Regions from separate parts of the Mus musculus genome. Here regions 1 and 3 are each linked to region 2. The links are chromatin loops, found by intact Hi-C in ENCODE. Cell type or tissue: left cerebral cortex. All regions are shown on one strand.

Region 1 (8,000 bases), 300 kb after region 2:
CCCAAGCATAACCTATACCCCAGGCTAGGTCACAGGGAGACCCAGATAACCTGTTCTTAAAACTCGGGTAGAATGTCCCCAGTGAGACAGCGACACTCAGAATCGGGCAGAAGCAAACAAGACTTGTCTCTGGGTTTGAGGGTGGCAAGTCAGAGCCTGAATTTTTCCTACAAACAACTTTGCAAACTTCATTTTGTAAGTTAGATGACTAAGCCTAAAGCTAGCCTATATAAGAGACGCAGACCCCAGAGCAACATCAAATATTAGTATTGTCAAACATATACTAAGTCGAGTTAGCATTCAAGACATGGGTATTTAGGGCCAAGTAGTAATACACTGTGACCCACAAAACAAAACAAAAGCCCGTGAGCTCACACTGTTAAGAATGAAGAAACAGATGAGTAAGGAGAGCTGCAAAAGTGACAATTCTGACAAACATGGAAGAAATGACAGAACTAGAAACCAACAGTAGCAATCACCACGGCAATACATACAAAATAGACATAATTAATATTAGTGATTGTTCTTCAATGAATATAAGATATAGATAATTAATATTAGTATAGTTTTATTCTATTTCTACAGATTTTTCTCTTTCAGTTACTTTCAAACATTTGTTCTCATGTCTTGTAAGTAACATGGAGTTACTTTTCTTAATTTAATAATTACTGTAATGGAACTGGAATACTTCAATATATTATCACATAACATAACTTACAAATACTCTTGTTATGTTTTATTAAAAATTCTTTTGGAGACAGAATGTCACTATGTAGCCTTGGCGGTCTTGGATATGACTGGCTATGTATACCCGGCTGACTTAGAACTTAGAAATCCGCCTACTTGCTGAGTGCTGGGACTAAAGGTGTATGCCACCAAACCCAGCTATCCATGTCTTAGACCCAACCTACCGGGCCGTGTTCCCATTTCTCTCCTACTTGCCTTTTAGAACATGGGCGAGTCTCTTGTCTCACCCGTTATCCCATTCTATGCTTCCCAGTCTACACATTGTAAGACCAGTGATCTGTGCACCAATGTTCTGTCCTATTTCAGTAACACGGGGCCTAAATTTAGGAACTAAAAGCCTTGCTGTGGTAAATTCCCAGCATCACTTGTCCCCAACAGTAATAAGTTTACGAGGGCTTTAGGGAAAATGGCCACATTATGTTCCAGGTACAGCACTGAGCCACATGTGACTACTTTAAGTCACACAAAAAGGCAAAACCTTGGTTCCTGTTACAGGTTATCTTTTTGGTGTTCACTGCATTCACACAAGGCTACTGCATCGGGCAGTACCCATACCACCATTGTAGAGAGTTCCAGAACAGCACAGTTTTAGACCTGCCAGAGCATCACTCGCTATTCTGGTGCTGAGCAGTACCAGTTAGTGTCCATCACGTAGCAAAGCAAGGTGTTCTAGTCCAGATGTCAGCACACCCCAGTCTCCACAGCCCCTCAGCCCCAAATGTTCCCTCCCGTCTGCCCTGCTGGCCCTGCAGTTTTCATAAGATCTTGCCTGGCAATCAAGGACAACACCTTTCCTACCCACAGTTTCTATTCGAGCATCCATTTCCCTGCTCAGCCTTCTCTTCTAACTACTACGACGTAAGTGTCTACTTACATCCCATTTTGCCTAAGCCACGGAAACCGGCAAACCCACAACAGTGATACCAGCACAATATGATAGACAATCTGAATTGAAGAAGTTAACTCTATCGTTGGGAAATTTTGTCTACAGCGCTATATTGAAAGGTACTAAACAAAAGCTGACGTCACCTTCAGAGTAGAGTATAATGCTATGTCCAGAATACTCACATGGGAAACGCAAAAGGACTAGTGAATAAAGGAAATTTATGACTCTTGAAGGAGAAATTGACTTCCTCTCCTCCTTCGACCCCAAGCCACTAAGCAAGAGCTGTATTCTCAGCACCACGCGCCGCTAAAGATATATTTTATTAAATTATGTGTGTGTATGTATGCTTGTGCAGGTGAGTATAGGTGCACACAGAGGTATCAGATTCCCATGGGGCTGGAGCAGATGCGGCTGCTGGAAAGAACAGCAAGCACTATTTATTAATGGCCCAATCCATCACTCCAGCCCAGTCTACGTTTAATTGCAGGCAGCTCCTTCCTGAAGTTCTAAAGCATCATCAATTGTCACTGAACACGGGCATCTTCACTCAACACAATAGTAAGGAACCAAGTGGGATGTACTGCAGACTTAAAGTTGCGCAGATAAGGACGAGTCCCAAATCCCTAATGTGGCTATGAGGTGGGATGGGCACCATCTGAATTCAGTGGTCCGGACGGGGAGATCATGTGATCAGTGGCCAGGCCTTTCAGCCTAAGCTACTACTTAGGCACACTCACAAGTTTCCATCAATGGTGGATGGGTGCCTGTGGGAATGCCAATTCAGTTATTTGACCACGCAGTTCTTATTTATCTTGCACTACAGATGCACTTCTGCCCCCCTCCCCCCCCAACCAGCAGCTAGAACTGAGAGGTGCCATTACAGCAAATGGACAAGGTGGTGAGAACTTAAGTCCATACTTATAGATTAAAAGGTGTCTTCTAGGTATTAGGTCTAGAGTCAACAAGAGTCCCAGCAAGACTTGGGTAGCGTTTTATCTGTGTAACAGGTTTGGAAACACGACTGAACAGTCTTTTCCAACTGGGAACGTGATGCTATGGAAACAGCGGTCTCATGCAAAACAGATGGCCCTAAAGCTTTGCTCTGCAGCCTGACAGGAAGGCAGTTTCAGCCATCTAGTTTCCATATGAGACAGGTCGTTGCAGGTCTAGCAGTCTTGACATTTGCTGTGAACACCAGGCTGGCCTTGACCTCACAGAATCCCACCTGCCTTAGCCTCCCAGGCCCTGGGTTTAAGGCAGGCACCATCACACCTAACTTAGGTAATTTTAGATAGTTTCAGCAGTAGTGGACAAATGAAGCCATGTTTTTTTGTTTGTTTGTTTGTTTGTTTTTATTTTTTGTCATGTTTCACAATTCTGGGAGCTATTAGTTCTAAGACTTGAAATTTCTCTAAACTATTTTTCTTGGACTTTAAACCTTGATGCTGCAGAGCCCAGTGCTCCCTACTGCAGTCAGGAAGTGGTCTCCTGCTGGCATTCACTCTCTGGGGTCCTAACTTTCTGTTCTTTTCACTTACAGCATTTGGAAAGAGCAAATGACAGTGAGGATTTATGCCCTTTCTCCCTTTCTCCTCTGGTGATATTTCCTAGAAATGGTTTCAGAGCTATCTTGAAAATAAGACTATTTCCTTTGCTGTGTGGATATCCCACATCACTAATGTCTGAGATGGATTTAGAAGAAACTCAACATAATAGAGTGATGTTATGAAGGACTAGCTAGTGGATCTGCTTGGGAGACAGTAAATCATACCAAGGAGAAGCTGGCTAAGGGAGTCCTGCCTCCAAAGTATCCCAAAGTTAAGTAGCATGTTAGCCGGCCTGAGAGAGATGAGCAAACACGAGGATGTGGGGATATAAATGTTTGCTCACCAGGATGGATCAGCCACGGGGCCCTTCCTCAGAGAATCTGACAGGCAGTTCAAGGGGGCAGCGCAGGGTCACAACAAATGTTAAGTCCTGGCCTGCCATAAAGTCCCCAGTTCTCTTCTTGAGAAAAGCATAATTCTACCAGGTGGGCAACATGACCCTGGATAACAACTATTCAAAAAGAATAACACTGGTGTACTTAAGAAATACATCTGGCAGTATCATTGCTGTGTAAATCTCCCAACTGCCCAAGTGGCCAGACTTGTAGTCTCCATCCTCCGTTTAATTTGTTCAAAGAGTAACCTGGGATTTAAAGATAATAGTGTATATAAAACGCATAAGCCTACGGTATATACAAGCTAGCAGAAACGTCTTTTCAAAGCTGACTCTCTGGGCACCAGCCCCAGCCCCAGCTAGCTGTGTTGTTAATAAAGGGCTCTTACTTGATTTCTCACTGGGAAGACACACTATTGCTAGAACAAGATGAACAGGCACACTGCCCCAGTGTCACCAAGCAATCTCCAGAGATGGGATATGAGGCCTGAGAGAAGTAACACAGCTCATGGCTTTAACGGAGCCCCATGAAAAGCCAGGAGCAAGTTATAACATCTTCTCTATTAGCACCTCAGCACCACTGTCTGCCCAAATTCTTCAGCTTCCTGTCTATCCCAAGTCCTCCTGAGAGTTTGCTTCATGAGCTAAACACATACAAGAACAAGCTAGTCTGAAATTTAAAGAAGTAAACTTTACATAGCACAGGATGGACGGAGGCAGCTCACAACTGAGCTGAGGTGGCAGGATTTTCACCCTGGTCACAGGTTTGCCTCCAGAATTGCGAGCTGGATATGAAGTACGCCCTCCAGTGTCCTTACACGTATGCAAGTGTCCAGTGCTAACTACACAAGCAGGAAAATATATGAAGAATGAAACTATAATGCTGGTAATACATGTTTCTAGGTGTCTGGAGTCTGATTAATAAAGAGCAAGGAAAATCTACAACAGGAAAAGGGAACATACATTTATTAAAAATAAAATAGCACACAGTCTCTGATAATGAACAATTAAACCCCACTCAAAGGTCCAAAGACTTCCAATATATAATGTAGTAATGTACACGTGTAAAAAAAAAATCCCATGGAGTCATTTATTTTAGAAATTTCAAAAGAAAAAAACCAAACCACCTGGGCTTCCTGTAGTGGAGACGGCCTCCCAGCATGCTTACTAGGCTGGCGCTCCTCAGAGCTCTGTACACGGCCCTGCAGCCTGTGCAGCAGCTTCTGGCAACACTCCTTTCTGACTAAGGTCAGTTTCTGCATGGTGATCCAGAGTGAAAATCAGTGCTTTTATTTCATAAGAAGTATTCATAGGCTGGAAGAGCAGGGGTGACCTGGTTTCTTAAAATCTTCAATTTTAATGAAGACACAGACGAAATTACTAAATCTAGACATTTTCACATTATTTTGCCTGAGTGTCAATTACTGTATAAAATTAATGGAAAATCTTAAATGAACCAAAGCACGTGTCTCTGAAGATTGAAGTTTTCACTGCTGATGTGGCTGGTGACTCCTCTGCCTCTGTAGTTAGCAATGTCTTCAAACCAAAGAACGTCAAGAAAGATTATGCACTACTGGGAAGATGGAGCAAAGGGGCCATCCTCAATCTTCGCCTAGGACACACACAGCTCCTGCTGGATACTGCACGGTCCTAATTTGCCATCTTCAGTCTTTTCCTGTCCAGGGGCATGGCAGGTGGCCTTCTTCTTAAATAACCGAAGACTTAGCCGAAGCAGCTCATTGTCTACCATCGGAGTGTTTGTGTACGCCTGCTTCACAGTTCCCTATTTGGAAGAAACAAAAGCAACAAGCTGTACATTGCTGGGTGACAGTGGGAAAGCGAGGCAGGGTACCTCCACCCAACCCCGATGTCAGCTGAGCTCTGACTATGACTTTAACTCCACACGTTAAAGCAACACTAGGATTCTGTTCAGGAACAGCAAGCAAGCTTCAGTGGGCACCCTGTTTAGCTCCTACTAAGGTGGGGTTCCTTAACAGTTCCCAACAGGTCATTAACTGCATTTAGTCTGCACCTCTGAGGAGAAAATAGATACCAGAACAGAGAGGAGGCGGAGTGTGCTGAGTCTCCGCTTCTCCCTCGGGACACAGCGGTGTCCACTCTGCTGAGGGACACCTATATTCAATCTTGCTTTTACCTGACAAACTGCAAATTCTGAGGAAAGGATCACTTTTTCCTCCTTCTTCCTTCATAAGTCAAACACTCTTCACTCCTTATTAGTCTCTCAGCACTTGGGCCACAGAACTGAATAAAGTAACATTTTATGTACAATCCTATGAGGTCTAATACACATACAGACTCATGCAAACATGGCAACAATCAGGGTAGACAGACATAGTCTTTACTCAATGAAGCATTTACTTCATATTCTCAACCCTAATCCTGGCAACCACTGATGTCTTCCGTAACCACGGATGTTAGTTCCGTATTCAACATAACGCCTTTGAAAGTACTGCATGTTGCACAAGACGGCAGTAGTGTGTTCTGTTGACAGGTATTACCCATGTTCAATTGTGCTACAGTTCATTTTCTGCTAAGGAAGAACACTGGAGGTGGATTCAGTTTGGGGAAGAGTGTGATCAATTTGTAGCTGGTTAATTCTTTTTGGCAACTGATATAGGTAATGAATAGAATTTCACTGCAGTCTTAATTTATACTCCATAATGGCTAGTGATGAGACACACCTATTCATGTGCTTAATGGCTATCCACATTGGCTTGATGTCTGTTTAAATATTTCACCATTTTGAAATTTTTTCTATTATTTTTTATTGTTAACTCTTGAGGATATCTGCATATATTTGGGGTATTTAAGAAGTGTATTCATTAAGTACTGTCTCTCACTGTTTGTGTTTTCCTTTTTTTAACCAGTGTCTCAATTTATGAAATAATTATTTCATAACAAAAATTAATTTTAAAAATTGAAACTATTTTATACTCTCCTGTCCCTCTTAACTGGCTACATTTCTGTCTACTTGTGCAGTTGGCTTACTTCCATTTGACTGAAATTCTATTCTTTTATCTATACCACATTATTCTAATAGTATATTTCACAGTGTCTTGAAATTAATAGGTAAATTCTCCCATTTATTTATTCATGTGTGTATGTGTAAAAATGTTATGTTGAGATGTCACATAAACTCTAGAATCAGCTTGTCTATCTCTACAAAGAGTACAAAAATCTTAGTTGAATTTTTATCAGAATTTTGTTTAGTCTGTAGACAAGTTTCTAGGGAGAACAATAATTGCATGATATGATCATGTATTTTTTTTTTCTCTGTTTAGTCACAGTGAATGATTTTAGAACACTGGCCAGTCTTTCATTCCTGGGGAACCCATATTTGCTTGTGGTACAGGACTCATTCCATTCTGTAGGATCTTTGTGACCGTCGGCAGGCATGAGCGGGGTGAGCAGCGGTTTTCGCAGAGTACTTGCGATGCTGGAGCTGTGGCACATGCTGGGAAGGAAACACTGTGCTGCACCAGTGTTTGATTTGTTGTTATCTTGGTTTTCTTCTTTTCTTTTAATACTTAGCAGATTTGCAAGCATGAATGTCCAGGGTGGAAATTTCAGTTTTAGAAGGATCTAAACTGAAGTTTTCTATTCTTCTTATACAGATTTGGTCGTTTGAGGACTCAAGTCTATTCACTGCTACTAAACTAAACTTTAACGCAACCTTTTTCTTTTCTTCTTTTGATTTGGCGCTCAGTGCTGAGGACTGAACCCAGGGCCTTGGGCTCACCAGGCGAGCCCTCTATTACGGAGCCACACCCGGACCTCACTACTCTCCTGTCACTGTGGCATTCATAGTGTCATCTCAACTTTTCTCGTTACTGCTCATTTGTGTTTTCTTTCTTAGTTTAGTTAGTAGACTATTCATTTCTTGAAAAACCAAACATACAAATAAATAAAAAACAGCTTTTGGTTTCACTATGCATTTTTCTAATGTCCTTCTACCTCTAATTTTGTTAATCTGCTATTATTTCCTTCCTTTTATTTGCTGTATATTATGTTATAATGCTAAAATGATTTTAAAACTCATTTACAATAGCTACGTGTTATCTTTCCTTATTTTTCCTATGGTGCTTTATACTTAAACACTTCAAAGTAATTCTCCTATAAAGTGATAATGTCAAATATGTGGTTAGTAGTTTTTCTACTTTTTGTCACTGAAGAAAAATCTATCTCTTATCCCAGGAAATAGCCCTGTTCTATTCTTCTCTTTTGTAGTGACATAAAACTTAGTCCCAGTATTCTTCATGGGGTTTCTGAGCATTTAAAACTGCTTTCCAGTTCTGTCCTGTCTCTCAGCGCGTGCTGTTATTTGTAACCCAGGCTGGTCTCAAGCTGAAGACCCTCCCCCTCCCCCTGAGCAGAGCTCACAGGCTACAGAAGAGTTCACCAGGTC
Region 2 (8,000 bases):
AGAAGGATCAGTCTACCGTGGTAAGGGAGGCATGACAGGGAGTCCCACCGCAGTAGGGGTGCTTGGCGGGTTCTTCACACAAAGCCTGAAGCAGGAAGCAGAGAACACAGACTGGGACCAGAAGCAAGTAAAACCTCCAGTGATCCTAAGTCCCAAAGGCTCCCCAGCTTCCAGAACAGCGCTACCATCTGGGACTCAAGTGTTCAAACACATGAGCTTACAGGGGACATTTAACATTTAAACTACAACACAGTCTCTGCTATTAGTGCTACATCAATCAATACTAAGAGTCAATCTGGCTTGTATTTAGTAGTAAGAGGGCAAGAATTCAGGCAATGGAATCACATGACACTGGCACCTCAGAGCTAGAGCAAGCCTTGGTCACATGATCAGTCCTGAATCTGGGGCCTGCTCCCCCAGGCTGTTCTTGTTTCTAGGTTTGTGTAGAGAAAGTGTGTCTTTACCCCCCCCCCCCCCCAGCTCTCACACTGTACCTCTGCAAGTCTCACATCTGTCGGCACATCTGCCTCACTCACAGGATGCAATTCCACCTCAATGCCTGGCTTACTGTGAGCTCTCAACAGAAGTTTGTACACTGAATTAATGAGCTGCAGAAGAGAGGCATACAGGAGACTGACTGCAAATGGTTTGGATGTTTCATCCACCTAACCTTCCAATGGGGTGAGTGATGGGCTCAGACAGTGAAGCCAGGAGTGGATGAAGACATCGTTGAGTGAACCCTGGGACCCCTGGGCTTCCCTGGGATTCTGGAAGCAGGTGTTTAGAAAACCTGCAGGAAACAAGGGGGCAGATCTCACTTCCGTCATGGGGAGTCCTACAGTGTTCTGCGAATCTGGAACACTGCTGTCTGGAACTGTTTATAAGTCCTGTTATTTAGCTCTCTGGCAGGGCCCTTGCTGGAAGGCAGCTGCTTTTCCTCTTGAGGGGGACTACTGATGGCTGCTTCTGTTTTGCTGGTCTGAATCCACCTTCAAACATGCCAGGGACAAACTCTAGATTCCCAAAGCTTCACTAAACCCTCATGCACCAATTGCTGTAGCCTTTACAAACAGACACCCAGTGCCCTGCTGAGAATATTGTCTAGGGCTTATTTACTTATTTGCTTTCTTTTAACAAATAGGATTTCAAATATATTGGAATTTGGCCGTTGAAAGGGGGTGACTTTGAGCTTGCAGTCATCGGTACAGAACACTTGTGAAAAGCCAACCTTTGGCTTTGGCTCTGCTCCCTCTTGACCCCCCCCCCCCAGGCTAGGTAGGGGGGTGCTGTTTCTCTCAAACCTCCCAAAAGTGAGAGGCAGGGGTGGGTGAGTGGGTGGGTGGGTGGTGGTGGTGGTGGTGGTAGAAAAAACCTGAGTGACCTGCTTTGAGTCCCAGGGGTAGGCCTGGGCAAGACAAGTTTTAATTTGAGGATTCTTTTCAGTGCCTGGATTCTCTGGAGGAGACGAACCCACCCCTTTATTTGTACTGGACCAGTAGAACACCACTCTTCACAGGGGGAGGATGGTGTCAAGGCAGGAAACAGAAAGATCAAGGTAGTGCAGGAGTAGAAAAAACAAAACAGACAAAATAACAAGCAACAAAGGGGTCTGGGTACTTGGCATATCCCGTTGCTATCCTTGGACTCTGCCACCCTGGACTCTCTCTCTCCATTGCTTCTTCCTTTCCAGGGCCCAAAGGCTGGAGGAGCCCAGGCCTGGCCTTCAGAGCTCTTACCCAATCTTGGATCCTGGCCGCGAGTCAACTGCACCCTTCCAATCTCGAGTTTAAGTCGCTCTCTGTTACCATGGGAACGGAACACGCATCTCTACCACTTCTCTGTTGTTTCGGGCATTCTATACCTTGGACCCTTAGCTTCCAGTTCCCAGCCAAAGGAGGAGAGGGGAGAGGGAGAGGGAGGGAAGGGAGTCTGGCTTCTAAGGTGAAAAGATGGTAGGAGTGCCTCCCAGGGCATCCCGTGTGGACTCACCTGCGCTGGAACCCAGGACCAACATCTCTAAGCCCCTGGGTGTCACCATCAGCTCATCGGCTCCGTTGAGTGCTATCCATGAGACAGAGAGTTGCCTTTGGGAACATGCATGGGCCTGATCTGGAGTCAGGGGACAGAACCCCGGTGAAATGTACTGATCGTGACTCTAGATGGACTCGCTGGTGTTGCAGGGTGGGTTGGGATGGACGGAGAGGAGGTCAGACCAGCCGATTTGAATACAGGGGTGGGCATTTCTGGTACTTGTACAGAAGTTTCATCAGAAAGAGAGCTGGGCATTTGAAATGTGATGCTTTGTTGTGATTTCCCATTCTTAATAAGCAATTGTGTTTGCATCTAAGTTTGTAATTCCAATTCTTTCTTTTCTGAGTGAGTCTGACAAGCTGTATAAACTGCAGGTTTCTGTGACGCCTAAGCAGTCACTAGGACTGTGTGTTCCTGGCTAATAGTGCCTCCTGGTGGCCTGGGCTAGACTCCTGGGAAGAGCTGAGAACAACAACAACACAAAAGAAACTGCTGGGAAAGTAAGGGGCACAGACCCACCGGGAAACCAGTAAACAGAGAACAGTCGGTGGCCGTTTCTGCCCCTCTCCGAGGCAATGAGGAGACCCAGGCGAGGCTCATAAAGGTATTGCTGGGCAGGAGAGTGGAGAACTGATCTGGCTGCTTTGGGTATGCTTTGGGTATCAAGCAGACTCAAGGGCAGTGCCAAGGGCTGGCCTGTGAGAATGGGTATAGCTGCCCCTCCCTGCCCGCACCATCATCTCCAATGCCCTTACATGAATCTAAGTAAAAAAGTGTGCTGTATTGTGTACACACAGCTTCAAGGAAAGTTTCCAAGTCTGTCATTTCAAGCAGTGCCCTTAGCTTCAGAGTCCATGTCAGGGTTCCCTTCCTGTCAGCCTGGTGTCTGGAATCTAGGCCATTGTTACTGTACAGTCTTCCACAAGATGGCGCCCACTGGTTTTATGTAGATGGGGTCATTCCTTTGGGGAGATTAAAAAAAAAAGATTTATTTATGTATATGAGTGCTCTATCTGCATGCCAGAAGAGGGCATCAGATCCCAGATTAGATGCTTGTGAGCCACCATGCGGTTGCTAGGAACTGAACTCAGGACCTCTGTGAGAGCATCCAGTGCTTTAATTGCTGAGCCATCATCTCTCCAGCCCCTGTGGGGATTTTCTTAAACACCTACTACATGCCTATATCATATTAGGAGGTGTTGGGAACATAGATGGAGTGAGACAGAAACATTACAGGTTTTAAGTTATTTAGTGACTAGCCTCCAAATACCACTGAATCGGTCATGGATCTGGGTGGGAATTTATCTGTCTCTTTCCTTTGGTAGTAATTATCAGCCCTACCTCTGGACCATCTTGCCCCAGGGAAGAAATGCAACCACAATGCTCACTCTTGGCAAAGGCAAGCCTAGGATCGTAGTGGATGGAGAGAGGCAGAGAGGCAGGCGGAGGTCCTTGTGAGAGTAATTACTGCCTGCCTCTCTGGGTTCAGTAAGGCATACATGCCATTAGGTCCCTGAACAAAGCATCTTTTCAGACATTTCCTACCCCACAAGGCTGCTTCTAGAGATGCCTTGCTCAGCTATCATGGAAGACTATGCTCTCTATTAGAGGCTGATAGGAAAATGGTGATAAGACAAATGTTTTCATAAATCTTGCCATAAGCACCCAATAAAGACATAGTTTACTTTCTTGTGGCCGTCTGCTTGATTTGGCCTTTCTACCTGGGTGCCCAGAAGAAACATCCATCCATGTAGCCTGGACTGTGGGTGGCCCCTCCCCCAAGCTACCCTTCCTCTAGTCTCTGTCATTTGATAAAGAGCTGCGCCATTGCTCCGACCAAGCACCTAGAGATGCTCTCCTGTGTCCCAGGTGAATGCGCTTCTGACTCCTAGGTCCTCTACCCAAACACATATCCAGAGGCTGATCATTCCTTCTGCTTCCTCTTCTCTGGGAGATTTTACAAGGCTCTTAGTTGGTCTTCTAATTCCCTCCCTCCATAGCTCACAAAGAGAGTAATTACTTAAAATATATCAGGTCATGGCTTTCCTCCTCCTTCTTTTTAGAAAGATAAAACTCAAGGCCTCCCTTCCCGTCCTCCCACTACAATCCCACCCGTGTACTATGACTTCCAGAAGGCTTGGCCTCAGTTTCCCAGGCATCTAAGCTGGGACACTGTGTTGACCCCCAAGTGGGGCAGCCTGGGAACTGACCTCACTTCTCTTTCTGTTGTCTGTCCCCTGTCTGCCTCTTTGATTCCCAAAGCAGACTTTCTGTCTTCTCCAGCCGTCAGCTACCAGGTCTCTCATTCGAAGGTTGCTTTTGGCAACAGGAGAACCTACAGCCTAATGGAGGGTCTAGGGACAGCATCTATTGCTTTCCTGTACCTGCCTGACACTTAACACACAGCCAGATGAGCCTAGACTGACAAGACTTTTTCGTAAAGCCTTGCTAGTGACTTCCTTTTACCACTTCTTGCTCCAGGTGACTGCAAATGGACTCAGTGGAATCTGTTTTAACATCTTTCAGAGACAATGGTTTTGAAGGAGCACTTAGCAAATGCTAGGTGTGATTTTTCTTCTTATTCAGAAGGCCCCAGCTTCTTCCTTTAAGGAAGAGGGTACAGGACATGGCTTTAGCCGTTGGTAGTATCCTCATTTCCACCGGCCTTTGTGTCTTGTACTGTGCCTATTTTATTTATTACCTATGTATGTATTTAGCGTGTCATATTCATGTGGAGTCCAGAGGACACCCTTTGGTATTTTTCATATTTTGAGACAAGGACCCTCACTGGCCCTAGACTCGCCAAGACTGGTCGGTCAGCAGGCTTCAGGGATCCATCTCTGCCTCCCAAGCACTAGGATTACCAAGCATGTGCTACCCTGCCTGGCGCCTTTTATGTGGACTCTGGGGATCTTGCTCTAGTCCTCATTCTTGCAAAGCAAGCACTTATTGCCTTAGCTACACTCCAGCCCCCATTACTTCTTGATTCTCATCCTCTGAATTTCTCCATTCTCCTTCCTAGGACAGTTGGCGTTGATGACAGAACCTCAGGACTTCTAAAGGCTGATATGGGTGAAGAGACATCTTGAGCTGCCATCTCTTCCATTATATATTTTGAATGTCTGCTTCTCTTACACTTGGAGATTCTTCAAAAGATTATAAGAACCTCTTTGACCTGGGAAGGCTTCTTTGTATATCTTGGGGGTTCTAGACCCCCACTGGCCATAAGGAATTGTCCTGTAGGGTGGCAGAGGCCAGGGGTGTTTTCCTGACCCAGGACTAGAGGAACAGATGAAGAATCAAGTCAATGTGTTGCTCTCCTGCTTCCACCATGCAGACTACATCTCAACATGTGAAGGAAAAAAAAATTCAGGGAGATATACTGTAGAGCAAAGGGGTGGGCATGGGGGAGGGGAAAGAGGGACCAACAGCTGTAGGTTATATCTGTCTCTTTGGTGGCTGTCTTAGTTAGGGTTTTACTGCTGTGAAGAGACACCATGACCAAGGCAAGTCTTATAAAAAACATTTAATTGGGGCTGGCTTACATTATCTTCAGTCCATTATCATCAAGGTGGGAGCATGGCAGCATCCAGGCTGTCATGGTGCAGGCAGAGCTGAGAGTTCTACGTCTTCATCCAAAGGCTGCTAGTGGAAGACTGACTTCCAGGCAACTGGGGTGAGAGTCTTAAGCCCACACCCACAGTGACACACCTACTCCAACCAGGTCATACCTGTTCCAACAAGGCCACACCTCCAAATGGTGCCACTCCCTGGTCCAAGAATATACAAACCATCACAGTGGCAGAACATATCTAAATTACTGCATCTGGTGGCTGAGATGGATTTTGTTGTTGTTGGATTCTTGTGTTATATTTGGGTTGAAAATTTTTGGCAGGGCAACTGGCTTGTTGTTGTAACACTCATAAGTTATGTCTACGTTTGCAAGGGACCAATCATAATAATGGCCCTTAGGGCCTATGGAGATAGGGCCTAGGCCCAAGCCTCCACCGTGGGGTCATTGATGATATCCCATGAATAGGACAGATTAATGTTAACTTGAGAACATTTTCTCTGGACACTGACTCGTGGGGTGTCCTTGTTCTGTAGCAAGCTTGGCCACTTTCCCAGAGTCTTCTGTTGTCTCCTGGATGGACATCAGATTGGCTGAGGATAATCCTGAAGCACCCCACTGCTGGGTGGCAGTTGATATAAAGTCCTTCTCGTAGCTCCTCTTGGATCCTTTTCAAAGCTCTTCCTGGGAGCCATTGGAAGAAACTCCTTTTCGTGGCACCTGTTTATTACAGGGCTTCTGGCTTTCCACACATGCAGGGATTTGGAGTAGTGAGTTTCATATCTTTGGCCTCAGTAGTACAACCAGTTTGAAAATCATTAAGTTCTTTCCGTGCTGGAGATTGAAGCTAGGACCTTGTCCTTGTTAGGCAAACATTCTGTCACTGAGCTATATCATACGCAACCCTGAGCAATTTTAAAGGACGGTCATCCATGGTTAAACAGAGCAAACATAATGTCTTCCAATGCAAGGCAAAGCTTTGCTCTAATGCAGAGTCAGTGTAAGCTTGCAGTTGTCTCCTGATGCCCCTGGATAGGAGATTTTGAGGGCATGAAAGCTAGCCCTGCAACTATGAGGGCAGGTCTGCTGCAGGGCACTAGCCCTGTCTGAGGGTGGTGCTCTGGAGTACAGATAAATGGAAGGGTCTGTGGAACCTAGACTGGCCATGCTCACCTAGCTCTCCTGTGCAGACAATGAATCTTGGTGTAAGAGCCTCTGGATGTATTATCTCGAGATGCAAGCAGCTTTCATAACCTGTTCAAGGCAATGATGAACTCATCAAAAGGAGAACGTTTCCTGGCTTTGGGAGAGGCGGGCTGTGATTGGGTGCTTGTGCCTCAGTGATTTATAGATCTCTCTCTCTCTCTCTCTCTCTCTCTCTAATGCAGTTGGGATTGGGAGTGAAGGTCAGAGTGGGTATTTTAGTAGATATATTTGAGTGGATTCTAGGTATAAATTATGCAACACTTGAACTTCATCGCAGATACAAATTGAACACCTCCTTGGCGGTGTTGAGGGAGTTGTGACTGATTTGTGGTTGGCTTGTGTATGAGAATTGGTCGCCCTTCCGTTATGAAAGTATTTTTTCACTTTAGGACAACCGTAATTAATTAAGAGTTCATGGTGATGGGGGTCACGAAGGGGAACGCTTGGTGAAATGACCTTTTAAGTGCGTGCCTTCCCACAAGGCCTCCGCGGTAGATTCCTCTCAGAGTTTGAACAGAAATCATCAGAGCCCCTCTGAGTACTTCATGCAACACTTTTACTAGGCCATTAAAGCCATAGCTTGCTTGAGTGGCAGCTGGGATAGTTATCTTTCCGGTGACAAAGAAGAGATGTGTTTCGTTTCAGTTTGAGACTCCTTGTTATCGATTATGGGGGGAGACCTGATTTAACTTCTCTATTTGAAGGTGGTAACACCTCGGCAGCTCAGCTTTTTACCAGCCGTGCTAATTGGATGGAGCGGAGAGGCAGCCAGGAACAACGTTCTTCAGAGCTCACTAATCTGTTAGACCAGTGGTAGGTAGCATGGGCGCCCTGAAGCTTTGACCTGAGCTTTCTCTGAAAGCCCAGAAGCCCCAGGAGCCAAGGCAATTGTTTCCACACCAGGCTTTTACTGCTAAACATAAATCCTGAGAACACTGGTCTCCTGGGCAAACAAAGACTTCATTTTAAAGCCCCCACCCCCAACCCCTTCTCATTGGCAAGATGTCAACTTAAGCCTGTGGAAGATGGGGAAACTTCCACCGAGGACTCTGTGTGGCTGTTTCTGGGCCAAGTCTGCTGGGATAGGGGGCTGTCTCGTTATTGAGAATGTTTGTTTAGGGTCTCAGAGGCAATGTCTGTCCAGTTACATTGTTCCCTTGCATTGTTCTGTCTACACTGGGTACACTAGGAC
Region 3 (8,000 bases), 440 kb after region 2:
CCCACCACTGCCTGAAGAGGAGGTGAGTCCATTCTCTCTAAGGTGACAATCACACACATCCCCATGACCCATTCCCAAGACAACGTGGGAGAAAGAAAAAGAAGAAGAAATCTCAAAAGAGAGTGGGAAGGGATGGAGGAGAGGAACATAACCATTGTTATGGGAGGAGCTGGAGGAGGAGTATATATGTTTAAAATACCTTGTATAAATGTCTCAAAGAATGAATAAACAGAATATATTTTGAATAAGAAAGGCTAAACTTTGTCTTAGCAACTGCAAACAGTGCCTATCCACAAACTTATCTTTGACATTGAATCATCCTTTAAAAAAACTGAACTTTAAGACGAGTTAAGCAACCACAGCATTCGGACTATTAGAAGCGTCCATTAAGGCTGCTCCGTGTTAGCCTTTGGAATAAATATAAAACTCCTTTTTTCAATCAATATTTTTTGACCACTCAGCGTTAAGAATAATCATGATATTGAAGATGAAGACTCTAAAAGGGCCAATTTTGCCCATAAAGTTTTTAAAGGAGATTTGGCAGCGTTTAAAGCAAATTTTAAATGCAAATGAGGTCACTCCGTACAGGAAGCTCCCTGGGGCTCAGGCAGTTCCTGGGTCCTGTGCCTGGAACTGGTCCACTCCTACAGGGGAAGATGGGTCTCCATCCAGGTGGGTGTGCTTGCTTCTTTGCTTTTAGCCCTTTGGTTTGCATAGCAAATATCGACTCTACAACCCCAGACAGCTGGGTCCTTCCTCCTCACTGTATCCTTTGCCAGTCTTCTCTCAACTCACACATTCTTCCTCTGCCCCCGCCCATCAGCACAGCTTACCTGAGTAAGAGTGCTGGGTACCAACGCTGGACTGCTCAGAGGTGCCGCCAATCGCACAGATCCCTTCCTTCTTGTTGATAGCTTTTCGGAAGGTTTTGGCAACCTCGGTGCTTTTTAAGCCATGGAAGACCTGTTAAAAACATGTTTGGTTCATTTGGTTTTGATTTTGATTTTTTTGTTTGTTTGTTTGTTTGTTTGACCAACTCTTTGTTACACAGTTTATGCTGGCCTGGTGCTTACTATGTATCCCAGGCTGGCCTTGAACTCAAAAAAAATCCTCTTGCCGGGCAGTGGTGGCGCATGCCTTTAATCCTAGCACTTGGGAGGCAGAGACAGGTGGATTTCTGAGTTCGAGGCCAGCCTGGTCTACAAAGTGAGTTCCAGGACAGCCAGGGCTATACAGAGAAACCCTGTCTCGAAAAACCAACCAACCAAACAAACAAACAAACAAAACCCCAAATCCTCTTGCCTTAGGTTCCCAAGGGCAGGGATTAAGGAGGTGGGCACTGTGGTGGTTTGAATATGTGTGGCCCCATAGATTTATGTGTTTGAATGCTTGTCCCATAGGGAGTGGCACTATTAGGATGTGTGGCCTTGGAGTAGGTGTGGTCTTGTTGGAGAAAGTGGTCACTGTAGGGGTTGGCTTTGAGGTCTCCTGTGCTCAAGCTATGCCTAGTGTGACACACAGTCTCCTTTTCCTGCCTTTAGGACAGGATGCAGAACTCTCAGCTCCTTCTACAGCACCATGCCTGCCTGGATGCTGCCATGCTTCCCACAAAGATTATAATGGTCTGAACCTCTGAAACTGTAAGCCAGCCTCAATTAAATGCTTTCCTTTGTAAGGGTGGCTGTGGTCAGCGTGTCTTTTTACAGCAATAACACCCTAACCTAGACACACACCCAGGTAGATTAAGACATTTTTAGAAACTCAAGCTGTAGTCAAGGAAACCACAAAGGTAAGAACTGTACCAACGAGCCAGGAAGGGACGGATCGCCTCTCTGGATGTTTGTTGACACTGAGTTCAAGTTTCAAGTGCATGGCCTTGAATTCAGTATCATTGCTCACCTTGATAAACTCATCAAAGCTGATCTTTCCATCTTGGTCCAGATCACCTGTGGCCATCAGGTTTTCTGTGATTTCTCTCACTCGGTACCCAGGCAGAGGCAGGCAGGCGGCCTTGAACAAGTCATTTAGCTCATTGCAGCTGATGTATCCGTTGCCATCGGTATCTGTGACACAAAGGATAGAGTGAAGCTCTAAGGTAACTCGGGTGCAGTCTTTAGAAAGGCAAAGGGATACTAGAGGATGGGTGGAGCTGGAGAAAGATGACCAGGCATGGGTCTGACCCAGATAGAGGCAGAAACCTGCCAGGAGGCCTATTGCTCTTGGATCTAGACAGTCACATCACTTCCAACACCCACAGTAAAAGACTAATTCTAATTAAGATCTTGAAATTAAGGGGATACTAACAGGATATTTAGGAACGTGTGCAGGCATGTATGTGTGCATCTTCCTGCATGTGTGTGTGTCCACACATGTGTTTGTGTGTGTGTGTCTGTGTTGTGTATGTACCCATAAGGGCATATGTACATGTAGAGGTCACAGGACAACTTTGGGTGTTGTTCCTCAGGAGCCATTTGTTTTCCAACACAGGGCTCTCCCACTGAAGCTGAAGTTCCCCAACTGGCTAGACCAACTGGCCAGTGAGCCCCAGGGACTCACCTGTCTCTGCTGCCCCGTGTGGGACACCAGGCCCAGCATTTACGTGGGTGCTGGGGATCAAACTCAGGTCCTCACGCTTGAGTGGCAACATTTTACTGACTGAGCCCTACCTGCTTCTGCAATCCTTAGGAATTCTTAGAGAAACTTAAAAAGTAAACCACAAGGGGCTTACCAATAAGGAGTGGAAGAATATCAATATAAAGGAAATCAAAGGAAAGCAGGCAGAATGTAAATAAGGGCGTGTAGGGAACGCCTATGGGAAAAGGCTGCGGGCTCACTGTTTTAACTAGGAAGGACCTGTTTTCTCCAGCGCACCTTACTGAAACCAACTCTCCCCGGCTCTAATTCCTCCGAAAGCTGCGACCCTTTGATACAGTTTATCATGTTGTAGACCCCCAGCCATAAAATTATTTTCATTGCGACCTCACAACTGTAATTTTGACACTGTTATGAATTGTAATGGAAACACCTACGATTTCTAGATGTCTTAGGTGACCCCTATGAAGTTTGACCCCCCAAAGGGGTCGCGACCCACAGGTTGAGAACAGTGGTAAACAGTGACGGGGCGTGACGATGGGGGCGGGGGAGGGGGCGTGGGGTGGGGAAGAATCAGGTCCACTCACCAACTTTGGCAAAAGCCTCTCTGAGCTCCATCATTTCTTCGTCAGACACGGATCCTCTGGCCATTTTCACTGCTTTAGGTGACAGACCTGGGAGAAGAACGTCAGAGTGAGCACTGTGCATCTAAATTCCAGTAAGCTCAGAACAAAGCCTGTCTATTAGAGGAAGCCATGTTCGCCCCCACCCTCCATGACTTTCAAAGCCTCCCAGCCTCCCACGTGGGGTCATCAAAGACAGCTGCCTGCAATCTCTCCCCTCCCCGCACCACGAGGCAGCTCCTCACGTGGTAAGCTGTGCTTATCTATATTGACTTAAGGCTTAGTAAGTGCTTATCTAAACCGACCTTAGGATTTCTGTGACAATCAGAAGGTGATGGAGGGACTGGAAATTCCCACCTCCTTTACTTTGAAATATTCATTCTTGGGCCACTCATCCTTTGTCGGCCCCCCTCCCCCTGTTCTCATAGGGAAGTGAGAAGAATTAAGGTGAAGGAGAATTAAGTACCAGCCCCTCCTGAACTCCCAGCTAAGGGATTCACCTGGCAGCTGGCTGAGAAGGCCAGGGTGAAACTTCTGACCCATTTGAACTCTAAGCCAACATTACAAGGAACAGAGAAAGAGGTGGTAATATTGCTATATTTTGGAGTAATTTACCATATAGAAACATACAATTAAAACCTTTAACTTTTACATAAGTAACTTTACAAATGCCATCATGATTATCTTTAAATTAATGCTTGGCCACGCCCGTAGATATCCTTTATAAATTCAGAGAGTTCTGTGCATAAGTTTGACCATACACAGTCAAGGATGAAGGAAGGAGGTGACCTTCTAAAAATTCAAATATGAAAATCTGAAACACATCTTAAATGTTTTCTCAGAAACGTTTGCTGAGCAACCTGCTATCCCTACGCATCACTGCTGCCCCCTTGTGGTAAGAAAGTGAATGAACCAGAAAGGCTCCTTGCTACATTGGGGATGGAGGTTCCATTCGCCAGATTTCTTGATTGTAAATGGAGTAGGGAAACAGCAGATGAGATGTGTCTAACTATAATTTTATTTTGACCATTGTAATAAACTTATATATTTTAAAATATTTCCCATTTATGGCAAGGATACTTTAAACCCATTTTCTTTTTTATGTTTCCACATTATTCTGTGGTGTTGTGTTTGTTCTCAGTAACGACTGACATCCGTGCAAAAAAAGCAAATGTTATAACAATAAACCCCATGGGTCAAACTGCACCACACTTCAAACTGCATCACACATACCCGTGAAACCTCCATCCACTCTTATCTGCCAATGGGAGTGGCACATGTCTGCCAGTGTGAGTGAAACTCTCCAGCCACATGAAATGACAATGGCTCAAACTTTTGTTATCCAATATTTTGTTAATAAAATTCATGCATGAAAATGAAAATAAACAAATGCCCAGGCCACAAGAGTAAGCAAATAAAAGTAGCAAGCCTTAGAGTGTTGCCTGAGAAGCTCAGACTACTCCCCACCCAACAGGATCTTAGCTCCCATCATCGGTGGGAACTAGAGACATGGTTGAAAGTATCTAATATAGGTGCATTTTAACTCATTTAAGAGGCCTTTTTGCTATTGAAACTTTATTTTATTATCATTGGCCTTCTATATCTAACAAGATAGTGGTATGATGGGTTCTCTGGGGGGACCCAGGACATGCTGAAGGACAAGTGTACAAACACACATGATCTCGTTCACAGAGCACAGAAATTCTGAAGAGACATGCACTAGTGATCGGACCACCACCTTCTCTCCATTCCCTCTCCTTCTCCATTCTCCTCTTATAATCAGATTTCCAAAACTCATTTGAATAGAGGCATCTTCAAGCCAAAGAACAATAAACATAGATGCAGCAAGCAGATGCAGTCAGCGAGGAGTTTCAGCAGTCAATGGATGCCTAAAATCTGTCGCACTTTGCTAGTAAGTGGCTGAAAGTTAAACTCCAGCTCTCTAAAAGCTAATGCTAAAAAGAACCATAGGCTCATAGCAAAATCCTTACCAGGCACTAAGAAGAGGGATTTGTGGGGTGCAGTAAGCACCATATTTTACTGTCCCCCGATGACTCTCAGTATAAGCTGACGGTATGCATTAGTACAATTATTTTCATTTTATAGAGAAGGACACAGAAGCTGGGAGAATCTAAGACTCACATCTCAGCAACATTCCAACTCTCATTTCACTCCCCTCTTCCCGGCTGTGCACCCAGGCTCCACTCCACCATGCCTTTCTCTCACTCTCTGCACTTGCTCATAGATCAGCAGTCGCTAATAAGCATCTTGAATACCTTAGCTAGTGGGGCATTGAATGTGAACATCATGAGCCTGTCTGGGAATTGCAGAAGAGGAAGTTTGCACTTCTGCATGTTATGCAATGGAGGCCTCTGTTATAGGAAAGTTGCTGTAACTTTACTAAGTTACTATGGCTGAGTTGGCTCATCTCACCTCAACAAGACCAACACCGCACATGCGCATTCATAGCAGGGTCTCCCTAACACACTGCGGCAATTCCTAGAGGCCACAGCAAGTCTGGTTCTACAGCTGTCAGGCAGGCCTCCTTGTTAGACATCCCACACTTGGTATATAGGTGTCCATAGGTGCTTACGTTCCACACATATTTTATGAATGCCTACTATAGGTCAGGCCCTGCTCTTTCTTCCAAGGGAAGCCTGACCTGGTTAGTAACGGAAAAGCACAGCACAAGGACTGTGGTTGAGACGAGTAAACTGGGTCGTGGAATCTAAACCTGGCCCTGGGTTTGCACACAAGAGTGTCCGATTATTGGACACTGTGAGAGACTGCTGAGAAGTTCAAGTAGAAATAGAAATGAGATTGCACTGTGTCAAAAACAGAGCTAAGAGAACTGGAGAGATGGCTCCGCAGTTAAGAACACATACTATGCTAACAGAGGAGATGTATTTGATTCCTAGCACCCACATCGGGTAGCTCGGCAACACCTGTAAGTCCAACTCCAGGGGCCCCGATGTCCTCTGGCCTCACCTGTACAAACGTGGTGTGCATAAACTCATGCAGGCACCCACATATACATAAATAAAAATATAAATAACTTTTAAAGAACAGAGCCATAGAAGCAATAGAAGAACCATCGAAGTGGGAAAAAAAAAAACCTTCAAAGGTCATGGTATAATGAAGGAGAAATGTTTTAGTATAAATACCAAATGTCTCCAAGCATGGTGGCATACCTCTTTATCCCAGCACTCAGGAGGCAGAGGCATGGGGAAATCTCTGAATTTGAGACCAACCTGAACTAGTGAGTTCCAGGACCACAGAGGGGAACCCTGTCTCAACAAAACAAAGCAAAACAAAACAAGCAAACCAACAAAAACCAAAACAACCACAAAATAAAACCAATATGTTGGTCAGGAACAAATGTCTAATATAATGTAACATACCACCTAACAATATTCTCTTTAGAGGTTTGTGGGTGGGAAGATCAACTTGGAGATGAAAATAGTGGAAATAACTTCATGTTTAAAAATCCTCAAGTCTTCATTGGTTCAATAGCTTTGAGAAAGAAAGAAAGGAAGAGAGAAAGAAAGGAAGGAAGGGAGGGAGGGAGAGAAAGATGGAGGCAGGGAGGGAGAGGAAGGGAGAGGGAGGAAAGAAGGGGGGAGAAAAGAGTACTTAAGCAGTATAAGAAATGGGCTGGTAAGAGGGTTGGAGCTGACAGCTTAAGTTGCTGTGGCCACTGTGGGCTGTGTAGGGCCCAGACTTACACAAATCATTGTGTTTCTTTTACCTTCATGCTGAGCAGGACCTAGAAAAACAGCTCCACTTTTAGAGACTGGAGCATCAGATGAAGTTTATTACAGTTTTCTGATTTATGCACGGGGTAAACTGTCATGCAACCACGTGAAATGCTTTGTGCACAAATGCTCCAAGGCCGTTCCAGTTGGTGTTCCCAATACAGAGAAGAGAAGAGAGAGGGTGAAGTTACCCCTAAAAGTCTCAGTGACTTTGACAGAGAGGAGACTCTTCAGCTAATTAGACCAAGTGCGGTGTGGAAAGGAGAGTGCTTCCCCAGCGTGGGGCAGGACATGATTAATGTTCTAACATGCACACCAGCCATGTCTAAGAAGGACATCGCTGCAGTAGTGTCTAATTTTAGATATCGTACATAGTTTATGTGTTTGCCTGAGGGGACTGTGCCCATTTTCATTCCTGCAGTTAGAAGGAGTGGACTATCTTATCACCACCTATTATCCAGGTCCTCAGGGGAAGGTGTCGCTTTGCAATACTAGCACCATATAGGCAGCAGTAAAGGCTCCTACTTGGGTATCAGGAGCCCAAAAAGAAAGAAGGCACGTGTCTTCCAGGGCACGAGGGAGTACTTTCAATTGAGCTTTACAGACTCTGTTGTGAGTATGGTTCATACTATTTATTCTTTTTGCTTCTAGGGCCTATATATATTAATCATGTGTTCTTCCACTGAGCTATATCCCCAGACCCTGCCCGTGCCTTACCTTTTGGTAAAACATTTAATTGTATTTTATTTAGTGTGGGGGAGTGTATGGCTGTGGGTGTGTTACATCGAACAAGTAGGGGTAAGAGGAAAACTCGAATGAGTCCGTTTCTCTTCTTTCAGCATGTGGGGACCCAGGGATCCAACTCCGGTCGTCAGGCTGAGTCCCAATCACCTTTACCTGCTGAGGCATCTCACCAGCTCACGTGTCCCTTTCTAATGACCACACCAACTAACAATGCTCTGCCAGGAAGCATTTCAACTAGCAGTAAGCTCAGGACCTTCCCTTATGGATCCCTACCCAAACCATTAGA

What was found. A loop is a pair of places that touch in the nucleus more often than their neighbours do. Peaks named below come from ENCODE experiments on the same cell type or tissue, not always from the same donor. Only the 100,000 strongest peaks of a DNase experiment are listed, where the experiment ranks them.
Region 1: it touches region 2 in a loop (2.4-fold over the local background); 2 of 42 quality-filtered maps call a loop at or near these places.
Region 3: a loop joins it to region 2, with 2.7 times the contacts of the local background. A loop is called at or near these places in 4 of 42 quality-filtered maps.

What each region holds. Positions count from the first base shown.
Region 1 is chr14:75,340,951-75,348,950 of GRCm38, reverse strand. Zc3h13 (zinc finger CCCH type containing 13) reads right to left here. Exons shown (of 19, transcript NM_001359875.1): 19 at 4,524-5,357. The coding sequence ends at 5,187. Among named protein-coding and RNA genes, the nearest start is that of Zc3h13, 61 kb to the right of the region's middle. In left cerebral cortex, no CTCF peak of the experiment used is centred here; no DNase peak of the experiment used is centred here.
Region 2 is chr14:75,636,025-75,644,024 of GRCm38, reverse strand. Erich6b (glutamate rich 6B) reads right to left here and starts at 1,803. Exons shown (of 13, transcript NM_001369022.1): 1 at 1,737-1,803. Gm36219 (a long non-coding RNA gene) reads left to right here. Exons shown (of 6, transcript XR_383598.2): 2 at 539-681; 3 at 1,444-1,555; 4 at 1,691-2,181; 5 at 2,406-2,635; 6 at 5,054-5,184. In left cerebral cortex, CTCF peaks have their summits at 2,444 (motif pointing left) and 3,036 (motif pointing right); DNase peaks (open chromatin) are centred at 2,493 and 2,960.
Region 3 is chr14:75,193,343-75,201,342 of GRCm38, reverse strand. Lcp1 (lymphocyte cytosolic protein 1) reads right to left here. Exons shown (of 17, transcript NM_008879.4): 3 at 3,180-3,266; 4 at 1,900-2,063; 5 at 834-963. The coding sequence starts at 3,243. Among named protein-coding and RNA genes, the nearest start is that of Cpb2, 45 kb to the left of the region's middle. In left cerebral cortex, a CTCF peak has its summit at 4,098 (motif pointing left); a DNase peak (open chromatin) is centred at 4,101.